2 separate regions of the Homo sapiens genome follow, and region 2 is linked to region 1. Evidence: chromatin loops called from intact Hi-C (ENCODE). Cell type or tissue: mammary epithelial cell. All regions are shown on one strand. Each heading gives the region's core, and the rest is flanking DNA. Links, peaks and the distances in the headings are about the cores only.

Region 1 (10,501 bases), core at 3,394-5,893:
TTCTCACCGCCAAATGACTGCACTAGCTTCCCAGCAATGGTTCTTAACCAGACCGAAATGGCTGAAATAACAGACAGAATTCAGAAGCTGCATGGCAATGAAGATAGTCAAGATTTAAGTAGAAAGTCAAAACTCAATCCAAGTTATCTAAAGAATCTACTAAAATGATTCAAGAGCTTAAAGAGTAAACAGCCATTTTAAGAAAGGACCAAATAGATCTCACAGAGGTGAAAAACTGACTACAAGAACTTCATAATATAATCAGAAGTATTCACAACAGAATAGACCAAGCTGAGGAAAGGATCTCAGAGCTCAAAGACTGGTTCTTTGAATCAACTCAGTCAGACAAAAATTTAAAAAAGCATTTTTTAAAATGAAGAAAACCCTCTCCCTGAAGCCGGGGACCAAGGCTGGGCCACACTGGCCGCATAGGTGTCCCCATCCTGGGTCACGCAGGGTCCTGCTCCTCTGCACTGACTCATGGAAACAATGAAAGGTATTGTTGCAGCATCTGGCAGTGAGACGGAGGATGACGATTCCATGGACATTCCCTTGGACCTTCCTTCATCCTCTGGCTCAGGCAAGAGAAGGAGAAGGGGCAACCTGCCCAAGGAGTCTGTGCAGATTCTTCAAGATTGGCTGTATGAGCACCATTACAATGTCCATCCTTCCGAGCAAGAAAAAGCACTGTTGTCCCAGCAAACATATCTGTCTACACTACAGGTCTGTAACTGGTTCATCAACGCCCGCCACAAGCTTCTCAGATAAATGAGCCTACGAAGGAGATAATATTGCATGTGGTGTACGCATCCTGACATGCTGAGAAAGGATGGCAAAGATCCAAATCAGTTCACAATTACCTGCCGTGGGCCCAAGATTTCTGAAACAAGCTCTGTGAAGTTTGTGATGGGCATCAAAAACTTCATGCCAGCTCTAGAGGAGACCCCATTTCATTCCTGTACATCTGGGCCAAACCCAACCCTAGGGAGGCCATTGTCTCCTAAGCCGTCTTCCCCAGGATCAGTTTTGGCTCGTCCATCAGTGATCTGCCATGCCACTGTGACTGCATTGAAAGATGTCCCTTTCTCTGCCAGTCAGTTGGTGTGGGACAAAACACAGATATACAGCAGGTAGCAGCCAACAACTTTACAGACACCTCTCTCATGTGCCCAGAGGACATGTGTAAATCTAGACCAAGTACCAATACACAGAGTAGTCTTTTCAACACTCCTCCCCCTACTCCAATGGATCTCAACCAGGACTTTAGTGGATTTCAGCTTCTAGTGAATGTTGCACTCAAACGGGTTGGAGAGACAGAGCTTCAGCCGAAACTTACAGCTTAACCCATTTTCAAGCAAAACAGTTCTCAGAAATGTCATGATTTCTGGGGTGATGGCAAGAGATGAATTGCATTATTTTATATATTTTTTTATTAATATCTGCACATGGGATTGCTAAAACAGCCTCCTGTTACTGAGATGTCTTCAATGGAATACAGTCATTCCAAGAACTATAAACTCAAAGCTACTGCAGAAACAAAGAGTATTATTTTTTACATGTTTATTGGTAGATTATTCATAATGTGAGATGGCTCCCAATATCATGTGATTTTTTCCCCTTTCCTTCTCCTTTCTTGTTATTTTTTTACACTGTGCAATTCTTAAAGAACCTATAGCATCTTTTCATTCCCATGTGGAACAAGATGCCCACATTCTGCCTATTTAATAGATTTTCAATTCTTGTTCAAACAAGTATGAATCTAGTTAATTGATGAGTTTTTTCATGACATAATATTTTCTTAAAAAAAGAATGAAACCACCAAGAAATCTGGGACTATATAAAGAGACCAAACCTACCACATATTGGCATCCCTGAAGGAGAGGGAGAGAGGGCAAGCAACCTGGAAAACACATTTGAGGATGCTGTCCATGAAACTTTCCCCAACTTTGCTAGAGAGGTTGACATCCAAATCTGGGAAATTCAGATAACTCCTCTGAGATACTATACATGAGGACCATCCCCAAGACACAGTCATCAGATTCTCCAAGGTCAATATAAAGAAAAAATATTAAATGCAGCTAGAAAGTAGGGGAAGGTCTCCTGGAAAGGGAATCCCATTAGGCTAACAGTGGACCTTTCAACAGAAACCCTACAAGCCAGAAAAGACTGAGGGCCTGTATTCAGAATCCTTAAAGAAAAGAAAGTGTTTGCTGCCACACTTTGAAAAATGTTGACATGGGTGAAGTCTGGAAGCCAAGAATTGTTAGATAATTGTCAGCTAATAAACATTTACACAACTGTTACTGGAAAAGAGATACGGAGTCAGGAGTCAAAGGCAGTGGGATGTTTCCACTCAGGGCTGCAAGCCTGTCCAGGAAAGTCTTCCCTTTGAGGTGGAAATTAGTTCTAGATCTACACAGCCACAGAAGACTGGAATGGAGGTCAACTTGCTATTCCTCCAGCATGTTTCTTGCATCAGTGAGGTCCTACCTCCCTCACTGAAGGACCTCAGATCAAAGGTCTCACGAACTTGTGTCCTACTTCAGTGAGGTTCCTGTAGGAAGTGACTGAAACCTTTTATCTAACCCTCTTCTCTCCCCTACACTAAAGGGGATGGTTCGGATGGTTCAGAGCAGGGGTTCTGGCTCTCGGGGGAGATGCAAACAACTCTGACCATGAGTTAAACCCTGTAGTTAATGGATACCAAATAGAGAAATACAGACTCTAAGAAAACACAAAGCACTATCCCAGTTGGGAGGGCACAAAGGAGACATGATCATCAAAAGCAATGTGGGATTCTGGATTGGATCCTGGAGCAGGAAGTGGACATGAGGGGACAACTGATAAAATTAAAATAAAGCCTGTAGATTCATTAATAGTGTTAGTCAATATTCATTTCTTGCTTTCAATAATTGTATTAAGATCATTTAAGATGTTAACATTATGAGAATCTGTGTGAAAGAAAGAAACCAACTGTACAACTTTTTTGTAAGTTTAAAATTATTTCAAGATAGTAGTTAAGAAAATTTTGTAAATGATACCTACAGATATTATCAAGATAGTGACAGTGAATATTCATTAAAGAGATAATCAGGATGCCCAATGATGCTTCCTTGTGCCTAAAACTGCAATTACAGAGCTGCTCCTCTTCTCAGTATTATGCACCTAGGGCTCTCCTTGAGACAGAGAAGAGTCAGGGCTTGGCTTCATCTCACCCCTACTAGAGCAGGGGTCCCCAACCCACAGGCCATGGACTGGTACCAGTGTGTCTGCTTTTAGGAACTGGGCTGCATAGCAGGCAGTAAGCAGTGACTTAGTGGGTGGAGCTTCATCTGTATTTACAGCTGCTCCCCATCACTCACCTTATTGCCTAAGCATAGCCTCCTGTCAGATCAGTAGGAGCATTAGATTCTCATAAGAGCATGAACCCTATTGTGAACTGTGCATGTGAAGTATTTAGGTTGCACACTCCTTATCTAATCTAATACTCCTTATCTAATATGAGAATCTAATGTCTGATGATCTGTCACTGTCTCCTGTCACTCCCAGATGAGACCATCTAGCTGCAGAAGAACAAGCTCAGGGCTCCCACTGATTCTACAGTATGGTGAGTTGCATATGTAATATATAATGTATATTATTTCATTATATATTACAATGTAACAATAATAGACATAAAGTCCACAATTAATGTAATGTGCTTGAATCATCCTGAAACTATCCCCCTCCTCCTTTGTCCATGGAAAAACTGTCTTCCTTGGGAAACCAGTCCCTGGAGCCAAAAAGGTTAGGGACTGCTGTACTACAACATTCCTGCTGATCACAAAACCCACGCCACTACCTCATTGCTAATAGTCCTTTTACTTAAAGAATCCCAAGAACTGGTCTTAGGAGACAACCAAGATTCCAGAAAGAATGTTGAACAACTGATTCACAGCCTTGCTGCCACAGGCCAGACCACCAGGTGGTCTCTTCCTCAAGAAAACCATCCTAAGCAGATACTGCTGACCTGCATACCGTATACCTCTCCTGCTTTGCCCAGCCCAGCCTGCATACCCTACCCCTGATGTCAATTCCCACACTTTGCCTAATAAAAAAAGCCCTACCAGCTCTTTTCAGGGAGTCATCAGGGAATTCTTTCTCTTTTGTGCTGCCTCTCTTATTTCCAGGAATAATCTCCAATGAAGTTTTGTCTGGGAAAACTATTTTGACCTCATGTCAGTTTCTATTGCATTGAGAGCCCAAGAACCCAAGACCAGTAATGTATTATTTAGGGGCTTGCCTGGGATCATGGTGTAGAAAATAAAATAAGTAGAGGTTCCTCTTCAGAGGGACTTTCCTCCCAGTCTAATTGAGAATAGATAGTAACCTCTCTTAGAAGCAAAATTTACTCAAAGACCTGTGCTAATATTCTTAAATATCTGCTAGCCATAATAAAGAAATCAATATACTCTGCGTTCTTAGCTACCGCATTTTAGCCTAGATATTTGCCCTGGCATGCCTGAACAGGCCCAAGCAAGCATTAGGTCATAGCCTATTCCTCTTCCTTATTTGGAAGTGCTTTTGCCTCTCTCAGCATTCCACAAGTTACTTCCTGTCTTCCTTTGTTCTCCTCTGCCTTTGCCTCTTTGGGGAAGTTCTAAGTTGCTAGCCAATCAGGTCAAGTACAGAATGTGAGGTCCCATTCCAGCCAACGGAAGCCAGACACAGCAGTAGGGTGGCATATCAGGTTATAAATGACCCTGTCTCCTTTGTTCGTGTGTGCTCTCATGGCAAGACTGCTAGCAAGCGGCCCTCTTTCTGCAGAAAGTAAACTAGCCTTGCTGAGAGATCCTTTGTCTCAGTGTTGATTTTTGTGACACCGAGCACCCATTCCCAACAATGGGATGTGGGGAGCCTTTCTCTCCCTGAGGGGGAGACTTGTGAGCTGATGGGACTGCTGGACAAGATCCCTTCACGGCTGACAAGCAGCTGCCTGAACTTCTGATTCAGTGTCGCCAAGCTGGTTGAGTCTTTCTCCAGCCTGCCAGCCCTCCTTGCCTCCCCCATCCCTCCTGCAGGCAATGCTTTTCTCCCTTCCCTTCTTGCTTTCTCTCCTTTTCACTTCCTAACTTTTCTGTCACTTAGGGTGCCTTGTCTCTCCTCTCCTAATCCTTAGTGGTTTGGGTCACGTGAACAGATATCTGTGAGGGACAGGTTGAAATCGTTGACTACCTGGATCTGATCAACTCAGCAGGCAGTGGGACAGAGTGTACCTTTTCCCTGGCCTAAGTTGGTTTGGGTTCCAGTCCCAAGAAACAATTCTATCCATCCCTCCCTCCCTTTCTCCCTCCTTCCCTTTCTTCTTCTTTCCTCTCCCTCTCCCTCCCTTTCTCCCTCCTTCCCTTTCTTCTTCTTTCCTCTCCCTCTCCCTCCCTCTCTCCCTCTATCGTTTTCCCTCCCTCTTCCTCTCCTTCTCTCTCCCCTTCTCTGTCATACTGGCCCTCAATCCTGTAACTCTATTCAAAACCCCTCACCACTTCACTTTCTCTTTGCCACACCATGTGAGGAGGGGAAGCCTGTGGACTTTTCTGTCATCTGTCTGTTTGGGTGTGTGAGTCTATCAACTTTGGGTGCTGGCTTTTTAAGGAGAGAACTGACAGCACGTGGAACCAAAGTTTGTGTCACTTATGTCCCAATGAATTGTTTTCTTTCTGTGCATTTAATTCAATATCTTATTTTCCCATGCAACCCACTGGTTGGCCTCTTGTAAAAAGGAGAGACTTTTGCCTATGGTTCCATGAAATGGAAAGGGATCATTTTCTTTTGTAACGTGGCTTGGCCCCCACAGCTATGCCACAGGGAGCAAGGTCACCAAAGTTGCTCAGAAAAAGAGAACCCAAAACCGTAGCATGCCAGCAAAAGGGTAAGAATTTCTTACCAGCCAGGCTTCTGGACTTTCTCTGTGTGTGTGTGAAAACTGGTTAAGTGAATGACAAAATTCACTGTTTCCCTCCTCTGCAAGGCTTTAACCCATTTCCTGTTGGCCAAGAATATTCTTATCTTTAATACTAATGTAAAATCATATACATTTCTGCTACGTTAATACTAGAGACAAGTTCTGTTTAGAAACAACTCCAAGAACAGTTTTGTTTTTGTTGTTGTTGTTTGAGAGGGAGTCTCGCTCTGCTCCCCAGGCTGGAGTGCAGTAGCATAATATTGGCTCACTGCAACCTCCACCTCCTGGGTTCAAGCGACTCTCCCACTTCAGCCTCCCGAGTAGCTGAGACTACAAGCATAGGCCACCATGCCCGGCTAACTTTTGTATTTTTAGTAGAGACAGGGTTTCACCATATTAGCCAGGCTGGTCTTAAACTCCTGGCCTCAAGTGATCTGCCTGCTTCAGCCACCCAAAGTGCTGCGATTACAGGCATGAGCCAAGAAGGGGTTTTTATGTTTTATTTTCACACTGAAAATCAGTCATATTCGCTTCAGCCTCGAAGAGCATGTTTACGTAAAATTAAATGGGTGTTGACAGCAAACTAGACCTAATAAAAAAAGAAGTCGATAAACCTCTGAGACAGAAAGTATTAAAACATTAGAATGCTCATGCTTTCCAAAGCCAAACAATGTTTACAAAAAAATTTCATCTGAATTCCCATTTTTAAATTTTGCTATTTTTTAGGAGGAGGGTTTAGAAAATTACTTGGGAGCTCTTAAAGCTGACTGCACAAATATTGTCGAGTAAAGCTTAATGTAGTGTAATAAGGAGAGAAGTTTTTGTCTATTATTAAAATTTAAAACAAAGCTACTGTAAATGAACCAGACACTACCTAGAAAAATTACACATAAATCAATTGAACAGAGTCCATCAACAGATAAAGCTAATAATGGAAAACTGAGATATAAGAAAAGTAACATTGTACATTAGAAGAAAAGGGATGAAACTAGTCAACAAGTAATTTCAGATTCAATAGGACATTCATTAGCAAGAAAATTAACTTAGACTCAGCATCACATCTTATAGAAAAAGTTATATGTGAATAAAAATGACTAAAAAGAAAGTAAAAATATAGAACTATTCATAGAACTTTAAGTTGGAGATGGCCTCCTTACGTAAGCGGAAGCCAAAAAGTGGAAAGAAGATGTAGGGCAGTGGTAAAAGACACTGCTGCATAAAAATTTAAAATATCTCAAAAAAGAAGACTCCACCAGCATTACTGAGAAACAAACACAAAGGCGAGGAAAACATATAACAGACAAAAGGTTAGTATCTCCCATATAAAAAGAGCATTTATAAATTAATAAGAAGGAAGCAAACAACCCAAAACAATTATTCTGAATAGTGTATCATTTACAGAAAAGGAACTATACATCATTAAACATAAAAATAATGAGAAATACTGGGAACCTTCATCCAAGCTCATAAATTTCTTCTAATCTTAGTTCTTGCTCACTTTATTTTTTAATTTGGAACCTACCAAAGATAATAAATTCCTCTTTTTGCCACAGCTTAAGCTAGTTTAAACTGGCAAGCAACCACTTGCAAGTAACCAGTTTATAAACATAATGAAAAGGTGCTTCCAAGAACCTCAATAAACAGCATGTAGACAAACAAATGCCATATTTTAAATAACATGGTATGTTCTTTAACTCATCATCTGATGCTTGCTGGGGGAACTAAAATATTTATCAAAACTCTAAAGAAGTTATTGCCCTGTGAGATAATGAAAAAGGCTGTTTCATAGGAAACGTGTACTTCACCCACTTAGTTCAGGAGATCATACCCTGTAGTATTTGGTTTAAATAAACAGTGAACCTGAACCCTTGAAACTGCATGCAGTCCATCTCACATGCAATTACACCCACAGGCTCAAAATAAAGGGATGGAGGAAAATCTACCAAGCAAATGGAAAACAGAAAAAAGCAGGAGTTGCAATCCTAATCTCAGATGACTTTAAACCAACAAAGATAAAAAAAGACAAAGAAGGGTATTATGTAATAGTAAAGGGTTCAATTCAACAAGAAGGCCTAACTATCCTAAATACATATGCACCCAACACAAGAGCACCCAGATTCAGAGAGCAAGCTCTTTGAGACCTTCAAAGAGATCTAGACATCCATACAATAATAGTGGGAAACTTCAATACCTCACTGACAGTATTAGACAGATCATCAGGTCAGAAAATTAACAAAGATATTCAGGACCTGAACTCAGCACTGGATCAAATGGGCCTGATAGACATCTGCAGAACTCTCCACACAAAAGCAATAGAATATACATTCTTCTCACCACCACATGGCACACATTGAAAAATCGACCACATAATCAGACACGAAACACTCCTCAGCAAACACAAAAGAACCGAAATCATAACAACCACTCTCTCAGACCATAGCACAATCAAATTAGAAATCAAGACTAAGGAATTTGCTCAAAACCATACAATTACATGGAAATTGAATAACCTGCCCCTGAATGACTTTGGGGTAAATAATGAAATTGAGGCAGAAATCAAGAAGCTATTTGAAACCAATGAGAACAAAGATACAATATACCAGAATCTCTGGAACACAGCTAAGGCAGGAGTAAGAGGGAAATTTATAGTACTAATTGCCCACTTCAGAGAGTCAGAACTCAGCTTCACAACCTAACATCACAACTAAAAGAACTAGAGAACCCAGAGCAAACAAACCCCAAAGCCGGCAGAAGACAAGAAATAATCAAAATCAAAACTGAACTGAAGGAGACAGAGACACACACACACACACACACACACACACACACACACACACACACAAAAGATCAACAAATCCAAGAGTTGGTTTTTTGAAAAAAATTAATAAAATAGATAGAACACTAGCTAGATTAAAAAAGAAGAGGGAAGATCCGAATAAATACCATTAGAAATGTAAAGGGGGATATTATCACTAACCCCACAGAAATAATAACCATCAGAGAATATTATCAACACCTCTATGCACATAAACCAGAAAATCTACAAGAAACTGATATATTTTTGGACATATACACTCCCAAGATTGGACCAGGAAGAGATTCGGTCCCTGAATAGACCAATAACAAGTTCTGAAATTGAATCAGCAATAAATAGCCTACCAACCAAAAAATTTCCAAGACCAGATGGATTCACAGTTGAATTCTACCAGATGTACAAAGAAGAGCTGGTACCATTCCTACTGAAAGTATTCCAAAAAATTGAGAAGGAGGGACTCCTCCCTAACTTATTCTATGAGGCCAGCATCATCCTGATATCAAAACCTGGCAGACACACAACAAGAAAAGAAAGCTTCAGGCCAATATCCTTGATGAACATCAATGCAAAAAATCCTCAAGAAATCCCGGCAAACTGAATCCAGCAGCACATGAAAAGCTAATCCACCATGATCAAGCAGGCTTTATTCCTGGGATGCAAGGTTGGTTCAACATATGCAAATCAATAAATGTGATTCATTGCAGAAACAGAACTAAAGACAAAAACCACATAATTATCTCAGTAGATGCAGAAAAGGCTTTTGAGAAAAATTCAACACCTCTTCATGTTAAAAACTCTCAATAAACTAGGTATTGAAGAAATATACTTCAAAATAACAAGAGCCATCTGTGACAAACTCACAGCCAACATTATACAGAATGGGCAAAAGCTGGAAGAATTCACCTTGAAAACTGGTACAAGATAAGGATGCCCTCTTTCACTGCTCCTATTCAACATAGTATAGGAAGTCCTGGCCAGAGCAATCAAGCAAGAGAAAGAAATAAAGGGCATCTAAATAAAAAGAGAGTACATCAAACTATCCCTGTTTGCAGATGACATGATCCTGTATCTAGAAAACCCTACAGTCTCCACAAAAGCTCCTTCAGCTGATAAGCAACTTCAGCGAAGTTGCAGGATATAAAATCAATGTACAAATGTACATTTTTTGTACAATGTACAAAAATCACTAGCATTCCCATACACCAACAACAGTAAAGCCAAATCAGGACTGCAATTCCCATTCACAATTGCCACAAAAAGAGTAAAATACCTAGGAATATAGCTAACCAGGGAGGTGAAAGATCTCTACAAGGAGAACTACAAAATAATGCTCAAACAAATCAGAGATGACACAAAAAAGTGGGAAAACATTCCATGCTCATGGATAGGAAGAATCAATATTGTTAAAAATGGCCATACTTCCCAAAGTGTTATGGGATCCTTGGGGTGTCGCTTCACCAACCAGAAACTTCTGTGGCCAGTGGCTCCTTTGCTCAAGTAACCAAATACCACCTGTACCCCAATAACTTACGAAAAAATTAAAAGTAGATTTTTTAACATTTTAAAAAAGTAAAATTAGTGACTCTAAAAAAAAAGAAATTGCATGCAGTCTGTCTGTTGTCTATCAATCTAACATCTATCTAATATCCAACCACCCATCCATCCATCATCTATCTATCTACCTACCTACCTATCTACCCACCTACCTACCTACCTATACATCTTACCTATCTACCTATACATCCGTT
Region 2 (10,501 bases), core at 2,871-5,370, 52 kb before region 1:
CCACCTCAGCTGCCAAACAGGGAAGGGCCGCCTGTCCAGTGGATACATGACCCACATGACCTTACCTATCATTGGAGATGGCTCACACTGCTCACCCTGCCCCCTTGTCTTGTATCCAATAAATAACAGCGCAGCCTGGCATTCGGGGCCACTACTGGTCACTGTGTCTTGGTGGTAGTGGTTCCCCGGGCCCAGCTGTTTTTTCTTTTATCTCTTGGTCTTGTGTCTTTATTTCTATGATCTCTCGTCTCCGCACATGGGGAGAAAAACCCACAGACCCTGTAGGGCTGGTCCCTACATCCCAGGACTCTCTATCCCACTGTGGAAGACTTCGCAGTTGCCTGCCATGCTCCCACAAAGAGCTGGCCACCTGCCCCAGGATGAATGGGGGCTCTGTCCGAGTTGCTAAAGGTGTGCCTCTGGCCATATGCTGGGAGGCAAATGAGCTGTCAGGCAAGGGTAGGAAATATGTGGGCATCAGAGGACAAACAAGGAGTGAGGTGCCTCCCACCAGCCATACATCTGAAGTGCTGTCAGATGGCCATAGGGGCCAGCTGGGTATGGGTCCCCAACAACCAGGAAGGACACTGAGCATCTGAAAACCATTGGTCATGGAACACAGAACCCACGGGGAACACTATGGGTTCACAAAGACCCAGGAGGTCTATTGTAAGCCTCAGTATAGAGAGAGGAACACACTGAGCTTCTGATCACCCATTATCAAGGCTGTGCTGCTTTATGTTGATAGTCCAAAATTATCCTGCATGGGAGTTGGTCCACACAAATTATAATCACAAAGGCAATATAGAGGAGAGTGGGGGGGGCGGTCACAGGAATGAGCGTCACGGTGGCTGGGGATGGACCTTTCACTTAGCTGATCATGTGCAAACAGCAAGATTCATGATGAACTGCTCCACCACAAAACAAATAAATGGGTGTCTACAGTACACACACTGGGCCCCCCACTAACCCTGACATGCACAAGATGCCCTGGGGTTACCTGCCTTTCTGGGGGCTGGACCAAGGACCGATCTGGAACAGGTAAAGATAGGGAGAAATAGGTATTGGGGGAGGGTGAAACTGGAACTTTTGGAGACTCTCATAAATTATTCAAGAAAGCATTAACCCCATTTATGCCTAGTGTTCCATTATTGGAATGCTAAGAATGTGGGAATTATTTATATCCTATTGCTCAAGGTCATCACCAAGGTCCGATTTTTCAAATTTAAAAACTGTAACCTCAGATACAAATGGGTTAATGCTCACCGTCTCTGATCAAGTAGCACACACCAGCAACACGATCTCAGGTATAAATGGGTTAATGCTCACCGTCTCTGATCAGGTAGCACACACCAGCAGCACAACCTCAGGTTTAAACGGGTTAATGCTCACCATCTCTGATCAGGTAGCACGTAGCACACACCAGCAGCACAACCTCAGGTTTAAACGGGTTAATGCTCACCATCTCTGATCAGGTAGCACCAGCAGCACAACCTCAGGTATAAATGGGTTAATGCTCACCGTCTCTGATCAGGTAGCACACACCAGCAGCACAACCTCAGGCTTAAACGGGTTAATGCTCACCATCTCTGATCAGGTAGCACACACCAGCAGCACAACCTCAGGTTTAAACGGGTTAATGCTCACCATCTCTGATCAGGTAGCACACACCAGCAGCACAACCTCAGGTTTAAACGGGTTAATGCTCACCATCTCTGATCAGGTAGCACACACCAGCAGCACAACCTCAGGTTTAAACGGGTTAATGCTTACCGTCTCTGATCAGGTAGCACACACCAGCAGCACAATCTCAGGTTTAAATGGGTTAATGCTCACCGTCTCTGATCAGGTAGCACACACCAGCAGCACAACCTCAGGTTTAAACGGGTTAATGCTCACCGTCTCTGATCAGGTAGCACACACCAGCAGCACAACCTCAGGTATAAATGGGTAAATGCTCACCATCTCTGATCAGGTAGCACACACCAGCAGCACAACCTCAGGTTTAAACGGGTTAATGCTCACCATCTCTGATCAGGTAGCACACACCAGCAGCACAACCTCAGGTTTAAACGGGTTAATGCTCACCATCTCTGATCAGGTAGCACATACCAGCAGCATCGACTGGGTCCAACCACCAGCAGGTCTGACATCTTTCAAGTGCTAAAGAAAAGCCAGGTCTGGTCTCCCTATAAGCAAGTGCTCATCCTTAGGAAACCCCCCTTTCTAATGTCTCCCCACTGTGAAATACTTTACACTATCTACCAGGTTCCTCCTGTTTTATAATCGTGTGATCTGAGAGCAAAGCTTAAATAAACTTAGGTTATTTTTTTCTTTCACACTGAAGAGCAGGCTCGTTAAGAGAGCAGGCATCTTGTCTTTCCTGTTAGCCAGGGACTCCCTGTGCCCCTAAACAATGCCTGACACGTAGCAGCGGACTTCAGTGTTTTTCAATTGTACACTTTAGGGAAGGGTAGAAAAGAGACGCCTAATTTGCTAATTAACACCCCATATCTGTCCCTGCAGCCATCAAATCTATGCTGTGCTGAAAAGCCTTCCTTCTTGTAATATCTTCTGGAAGGCCAGACTATCAACTGGATAGAGGTTTCCTGGGGAAGGAGGACAAGTGACTAGGAGAAACGGGATGTGATGTTCATTTTATCAGCTGGGCTTTGATAAACTTGTGGACAGTGAATCTGATAAGCAGCCTCCATGTGGGACCATATCCAGGCCATAGCACTCTTTCCCTGCAGGAACAAGGTCAAGGAATTTATTCCACAATAGCATGGGGTCAACACCGATAAGAGCCTGCCACCGCTGCCAGGGTCCTGGAACGCTTCTGTGGACACCGCAGCTGGGTAATATCCCATCCAAAATTCTCCGGAGCGCCAGAGAAAACCCTCTAAAAGTGACTGCCAGGTGGCGCCCGACAAGTGGCATGGACGGCACCAGGTCTGATCTGGGTCTTCAGGTCGGCGGGGGTGCCCTGCCTGCGGCCTGATCCACGGCCGTTTCCTGGTGCCCCTTGGACGGAGTTTCTTCACCCAGGGCTGCCGGCACGCAATCAGCCCGGCCCCAGTAGGGAGTCTTGGGGAAATTTGGGGCGAGCCTCCTGTGATCACTGGGCCCTGCCAAGCAAAGGACACACTCACCTCGAGACTTCCTGGCTGGAACAGGAGGTTCCCGAGACCTGGAGAACGATTAGGAAATTTTCCTAGAGTCTCATAAAGACTACCCAGCACCAGATGGGACGGAGGCCGGGCCGATGACGCCCACCATAGCCCTCTCAGGCCATCACTGATCTGTCCCTTCCTTCAGAGGGAGTCTTAAAAATTTCCCGGGGCTCATAGGACTGCCTGCCTGGCATGTACATGACCTTGGGAGGCCGGGGTGCGAGGTGTGTGTAGGGGACCCTCTGTCGACAACTTCAGTAAATCAAACCCATTTCATGGATAAACTTTAGTCAAGGTTATAACAACAATAAACATCAGTAATAATAACAACAATAATAATAAAACGACCTCAATGATCCAAGCTCACTGTATAGACTGGGTGTATTAACCAGGTCCGGTATTTTCAAAGCTCTAGGAATAAACAGGCTTCTCTTCAGAAGAAATTAAGGACCAGGTCTCCTCACATCCAACTTTTAGAAAGAGAGGTGCCCAGTATTGGCTCTGACCACGCTGTGTGACTGCTAGACTCCCACACCACTCTAGAGCCCCCACCTTTATCCAGTAGAGGGAAGAGCCCAGGTTCCTTGACTTGGCAGCTGCTATCTGGATTTTCTAAGGGAGCAGGAGTGAAGGCGGGTGCCTAAATCTCCCCATCATTGCCTCCTCCCCATGTCTCTGATTCTGAGCACCCACAGTGGCCCTTCCCCAGGCTGGACTGGAGGCATGGCCCACCCTAAGGAAGGGTAGTAGACACAAGGAAACTGAGCTGGCAGGCAGAGAGAGGAGCAGCTGCCCAGAGAAGAAGAGAGGAACTGAGAGGGAGGGGGGTAGAAAAAAGGAAGAAACTATCAGCAGAGTGAACAGACAACCTACAGAGTGGGAGAAAAATTTTGCAATCTATCCATCTGACAAAGAGCTAATATCCAGAATCTACAAAGAACTTAAACAAATTTACAAGAAAAAAAACCAAAAACCCCATCAAAAAGTAGGCAAAGGACATGTACAGACACTTCTCAAAAGAAGACATTTATGCAGCCAACAGACACATGGAAAAATGCTCATCATCACTAGTCATCAGAGAAATGCAAATCAAAACCACAATGAGATACCATCTGACGCCAGCTAGAACGGCAATCATTAAAAAGTCAGGAAACAACAGAAGATGTGGAGAAATAGGAATGCTTTTACACTGTTGGTGGGAGTATAAATTAGTTCACCCATTGTGGAAGACAATGTGGCGATTCCTCAAGGATCTAGAACTAGAAATACTATTTGACCCAGCAATCCCATTACTGGGTATATACCCAAAGGATTATAAATCATTCTACTATAAACACACATGCACATGTATGTTTATTGTGGCACTGTTCACAATAGCAAAGACTTGGAACCAACCCAAATGCCCATCAGTGATGGACTGGATAAAGAAAATGTGGCACATACATACCATGGAATACTATGTAGCCATAAAAAAAGGCTTTGCAGGGACATGGATGAAGCTGGAAACCATCATTCTCAGCAAACTAACAGAAGAACAGAAAACTAAACACTGCATGTTCTCACTCATAAGTGGGAGTTGAACAATGACAACACATGAACACAAGGAGGGGAACATCACACACCGGAGCCTGTCGGGGGTGGGGGACTGGGGGAGGGATAGCATTAGGAGAAATACCTAATGTAGATGACGGGTTGATGGGTGCAGGAAACCACCATGGCACATGTATACTTATGTAACAAACCTGCACATTCTGCACATGTACCTCAGAACTTAAAGTATAATTAAAAAAGAAAAAAAAAAGAAAAAGGAAAGCAGTGACATTGAAAGAAAGAGAGAGGCACATATAATTTTGAACTACCCAAGTAGACACCATGCATTTTGTGGTTGATTATGACCCACAAGCAAAATTATACATGTGTTGAATGCAATGAAAACCTTACCAGAACAAAATTAGAAGTGTGTCCAATAAAATTAGAATTAAATAATGAGAAAACGTGATCTCCATCATCACTGGAAAGTTAAGAAATATGCTGACAGATATCCCTTAAATCAAATAGGAACTCAAAAAGGAAATAACCAATTTTGGGGGCAAAAACCGATGCAACTAGAAGGGGAAAAAATGCTGAAAACCTAGAAGGCTGGAGAAATTAGAGAAGCATGGGAGTGATGGGACTGAGGAATTAGTAGAGAAGCGAAAGACAAGGAGAAACCTGTGACAAGAGTCTGCAAGGCTGGGCGTGGTGGCTCATGCTTGTAATCCCAGCACTTTGGAAGGCCGAGGCAGGCAGATCATCTGAGGTCAGGAGTTCAAGACCAGCCTGGCCAACATCATGAAACTTCATCTCTACTAAAAATACAAAAATTAGCCAGGCATGGTGTCAGGCACCTGTAATCCCAGCTACTCGGAAGGCTGAGACAGGAGAATTGCTTGAACCCAGGAGGTGGAGGTTGCAGTGAGCAGAGATCACCCCATTGTACTGCAGCCTGGGTGACAGAGTGAGACTCCATCTAAAAAAAAAAAAAAAAAGTCTGCAGAAAGGAGAGACAGAGTAGGGGAGAGACTGGGAGACAGAAGAGGAATCAGGAGAGACTGGGAGGGGTAGGCTGAGGCCCAGCCTGGGAGAGAGAAGAAAGAGTGGCTGGGAGGGAAGAAATGAGAGAGGGAGAGAAGGCTGGAGAAAGAGGGAGAGAGAATGGAAACTGGGAGAGTCTGTGATATGCTTTGGCTCTGTGTCCCCACTCAAATCTCATCTCGAATTGTAATCCTACATGTCAGGAGAAGGACCTGGTGGGAGGTGATTGGATGATGGGGGTGGTTCCTTCATGCTGTTCTCATGATAGTGAGTGAATTCTCATGAGATCTGATGGTTTAAAAATGTGGCACGTCCCCCGTCTTGCTCTCCTGCTGCCATGTACGACATGCCTTTGCTTCCCCCTTTGCTTTCCACCATGATAATTGAAGTCGAGTTTCCCGAGGCCTCCCCAGCCACATGGAACTGTGAGTCAATTAATCTCTTTTGTTTATAAATTACCCAATCTCAGGCAGTAGCTTTATAGCAGTGTGAGAATGGAGTAATACAGTCTGGGAGAGATGGGGAGAAGTGGGAAGCATTGAGAAGAGTATGAGGAGAAAGGGAGAAAGGGGTGAGGTGAGGAGAGACTAGAGAATGTGAGGAGAGACAAGAGAGATGACAGAGAGAGGCAGGAGAGATGGGGAGAAACCACAAGACAGAGGGCAGGAGTGTAGGGAGAGGAGGCAGGGAAAGGCAGGGCCACACTGACCCAATGTCCTTCAGCAGGTGGATGGAGAAACTAACGGCAGTACAGTCATCAGCAAAGTCCTGCTCGGCAATGAAAAGGGACGATCTGACACATGCAACACCGTGGCTGACACGTGCATCGAGAAAGAAAGGATCCAATCTCCAACTCACACAACAAGTTCAGTGCACGGAACGGATGGAGTTTACTGTATGTACATTATGCCTCAATCAACTCAGCTAACAAAAAAGGACTTAAGCTATGCCTGTGACATTATAAGTTTTTTCTTGTACTTGGCTCAAGTTTTCTTTTAGCAAATAGAAATTATGTTAAGATCTCAATATAAACAGTAATTAAGAATGCACTAAAAAAACACAAGCAAATTGTGAGAGAAAAAATGTTCTGGGCATCCAGAATTTTTTTTTTTTTTTTTTTTTTTTTAGGCAAAGTCTTTCTCTGTTGCCCAGGCTGGAGTGCAGTGGTGCGATCTTGGCTCACCACAACCTCTGCCTTCCAGGTTCAAGCAATTCTCCTGCCACAGGCTTCCTGGTAGCTGGGACTACAGGCATGCACCACCAAGCCCGGCTAATTTTTGTATTTTTAGTAGAGACGGGGTTTCACTATGTTGGCCAGGCTCATCTCGAACTCCTGACCTTGTGATCTGCCCACCTCGGCCTCTCAAAGTGTTGGGATTACAGGTGTGAGCCACTGCGCCTGGTCCAGAATTCTTTATCCACTGAAAATACCATTCAAAAATAATGATATAAAATGAGTATATTTTTATGCACACAAAAGTTCAGGGAAATTGTTGCCAGTGAACATGTATTATAGGAGATGCTAAAAAGAAAGTTCTTCCTAATGAAAGAAAATGATGTCTGACTGGAGACCAGATCTGGAGGGAGAAAGGAGAGGTACTGGGAAGGTAATCAGGTTGTAACAATCCTACAAGTTCACCTTGCCCACTGCCCAGAGAGCCAAATATACTGAGAACAACCAGTATTGTTGCAAAGACTTTTGTTATTTCATGGCTAGCCAAGCAAGGAAAACAGAGAGAAACTCCTCAAACCCGTCTCTCCAAGAATTTGGGGGCCAGGGCTTTTTAAGGATCCTTTGACAGGCAGGGAGCTGGGAAACTGAAACAGTTGATGACATCACAGGGACGTCTAAAGCTGTCTTTACGCAGCTGAGTCAGTTCCTGGGAGGGAGTGTCAGGACCAGGCGGCAGCCCTGGGTCTGCCGAAGTGCTAAATCTGAAAACTCTCTCAAAGATCAGTGCTTTAGGTTTCACAATAGTGATGTGATCTACAGAGGTAGTTGGGGAAGTTATAAATCTTGCAACCCCCTGTTATGTGACTCTGGGGCAGGAAGCAACTTATAGAAAAACAAGTTAAGTGATGGCAGGTCATTGTTTGACCACGCCTATTCTTTAGCAAAATTCAAGTCCCCTTCCATAATTTTAAACTCACCTTATGAATGTGGCTTCAATCTCTGGACAAGAAGGAGGGTCAGTTTCCCTTGTCTGCAAGTTGAACTATAAGTTAAATTCCTCTCATAGTTATCTTGGTCTCTGTGCTGGAATAAGAAATAAATAAATAAATAAATAAATAAAACAGAAAACACACAACACACAACCAAATGTAGCAGTGAGGCTGGAAGCAAGATGGAGTCAGTCATGTTTGATTTCTCTCCTTACTTATAATTCTGCAAAGGAGGTTTCAATGTTGGGATGGCAAATATTAAGTATCAACTTGATTGAATACAAGAATGCAAAATATTGTTGCTAGGTGTGTCTGAGAGGGCATTGCCAGAGGAGATTCACATCTGAGTCAGTGCACTGGGAGCAGCAGACCCACCCTCAATCTGGGGGGGCACCATCCAATCGGCTGCCAGCCCAGCTAGGAAAAGTAGGCCAAAGAAAACGGAATGAGTCAACTTGCTGAGTCGTCCAGGCCTTCATCTTTCTTCTGTGCTGGATGCTTCCCTGCTCTTGAACATCAAGACTTCAGGTTCTTTGACTTTTGGACCCTTGGACTTACACCAGTGGTTTGCCAGGTGCTCTCAGGGCTTCCGCCACAGACTGAAGCCTGCACCGTCAGCTTCACTGTCATATTTTTCAGGTTTTGGGACTCAGACTGAGCCACTGCTGGCTTCCTTGCTCCTCAGCTTGCAGATGCCTATTGTGGGACTTCACCTTACAGTCATGTGAGTCAATTCTCCTTAATAAACTCCCTTTCATATATACATATATCCTATTAGTTGTGTCCTCTAGAGAACCTTGACTAATACAAATGTAGTAAATATAAAAGGCTATTTTAAAATTATCAAAATACTGCTGGGCGCGGTGGCTCACGCTTGTAATCTCAGCACTTTGGGAGGCCAAGGCAGGCGGATCACAAGGTCAGGAGTTCGAGACCAGCCTGGTCAATATGGAGAAACCCTGTCTCTACTAAAAACACAAAAATTAGCCGAGTATAGTGGCAGGTGCCTGTAGTTCCAGCTACTCGTGAGGCTGTGGCAGGAGAATTGCTTGAACTCGGGAGGTGGAGGTTGCAGTGAGCTGAGATCGTGCCACTGCACTCCAGCCTGCGCAACAGAGGGAGACTCTGTCTCAGAAAAAAAAAAAAAAGAAAAATATCATCAAAATACCAGTGCCTCAGTAAAGCAGGTGTTTTCTTGGCTCTCAATCAAGATGGAGTTAGGGCTAGTCTGAATACGAAACTCCATTGCAGCATTCCTGTTTCTCATATATGAATATATACATCACAGATGCGTGTATTTGTCTTCTGGAGAGATGGTGAGGTGTTACCAACAAGAGGGAAAACCCTGGGGGAATCTCTATAATCTCTGCCACCCCCAACCAATAGCAATGTTTTTTTGTTTTTGCTTTTTTTGAGACAGAGTCTCACTCTGTCGCCCAGGCTGGAGTGCAGTGGCACAATCTCAGCTCACTGCAACCTCCACCTCCCGGGATCAAGCAATTCTTATGCCTCAGCCCCCCGAGTAGGTGGGATTACAGGCATGCACCAACACTCCCGGCTAATTTTTGTGTTTTCAGCAGAGATGGAGTTTCATCACGTTGGTCAAGCTGGTCTTGAACTCCTGACCTCCCCTCGTGGCCTCCCAAAGGGCTGGGATTATAGGCATGAGCCACTGAGCCCAGCCCAACAGCAATGTTTGTCCTGAGATGCCACTGTTCAGTAAACGATCCACCCATCCTCATAAATGCTCTTCCATTCTACCCTCTTTCCTGCTGTGCTCGGATTCATCAGACCCGATGTGAAGCCTGACTGAGCAGAGTGGAGACCAGCAGCTGCACGTCAAGTAAGGAGGACCCCACCCGAGCCCAAGTCAGGCTGCTCAGATCCTTCCCCTCCTGCAAACCCCTGCCTCTCACAGACCCTGCACACCACAACCAGCTCTGCTCAGACTCCTGCACCCCTGCCTCTCACAGACCCCCCCCACCCTATGACCAGCTCTGCTCAGACACCTGCACCTCTGCAGCCCTGCCTCTCACAGACCCCGCACCCCACAACCAGCTCTGCTCAGACTCCTGCACCCCTGCCTCTCACAGACTCCCCACCCCATGACCAGCTCTGCTCAGAGCTCACCCTGCAGTCCTGCCTCTCACAGACTCTGCACCCCACAACTAGTTCTGCCCAGACCCCTGCATCCCTGCCTCTCACAGACCCCCCACCCCACAACCAGATCTGCCCGGACCCCTGCAGCCCTGCCTCTTTCTCCTCCTCTCCTCACCTATCCTCGTCTCTCCCACCCTGGTCTTCTCTCTCTGCCTCTTCTCTCTGCTCTACTCACTGTGTTGATGAAAAAACCAAACTCTGTAAAATATTTAAAGAGGTTTATTCTGAGCCAATGTGAGTGACCACAGTCTGGGGAACAGAGTCGAGGAAGTTCTGAGAAAGTGTGCCTGAGTTGGTCAGGTTACAGCTTGGTTTTATATATTTTAGGGAGACAGAAGCTACAGGCAAAGACATAAATCAATACACGTAAGGTATACATTGGTTCAGCCTGAAAATGCAGGGCATTTTGAAGTGGGGGCTTATGGGTGGAT

The links. Hi-C counts contacts between places; a loop is a spot of excess contacts. Peaks named below come from ENCODE experiments on the same cell type or tissue, not always from the same donor. Only the 100,000 strongest peaks of a DNase experiment are listed, where the experiment ranks them.
Region 2: it touches region 1 in a loop (5-fold over the local background); 6 of 110 quality-filtered maps call a loop at or near these places.

Annotation. Positions count from the first base shown.
Region 1 is chr19:46,127,587-46,138,087 of GRCh38, reverse strand. It overlaps a transcript of IGFL2 not described here and the pseudogene TGIF1P1. Among named protein-coding and RNA genes, the nearest start is that of IGFL3, 8.1 kb to the right of the region's middle. RefSeq lists enhancers at 2,786-3,616, 3,617-4,448, 4,449-5,280. In mammary epithelial cell, for the core only: no CTCF peak of the experiment used is centred there; a DNase peak (open chromatin) is centred at 4,587; H3K4me3 peaks cover 879 bases; H3K27ac peaks cover 2,026 bases.
Region 2 is chr19:46,178,738-46,189,238 of GRCh38, reverse strand. IGFL2-AS1 (IGFL2 antisense RNA 1) reads left to right here. Exons shown (of 3, transcript NR_135234.1): 3 at 1-210. It overlaps LOC105372424 (a long non-coding RNA gene), which reads left to right and starts at 8,360. Exons shown (of 6, transcript NR_187895.1): 1 at 8,360-8,438; 2 at 8,550-8,634; 3 at 9,702-9,753. It also overlaps a transcript of IGFL2 not described here. In mammary epithelial cell, for the core only: no CTCF peak of the experiment used is centred there; DNase peaks (open chromatin) are centred at 3,894 and 4,278; H3K27ac peaks cover 1,552 bases.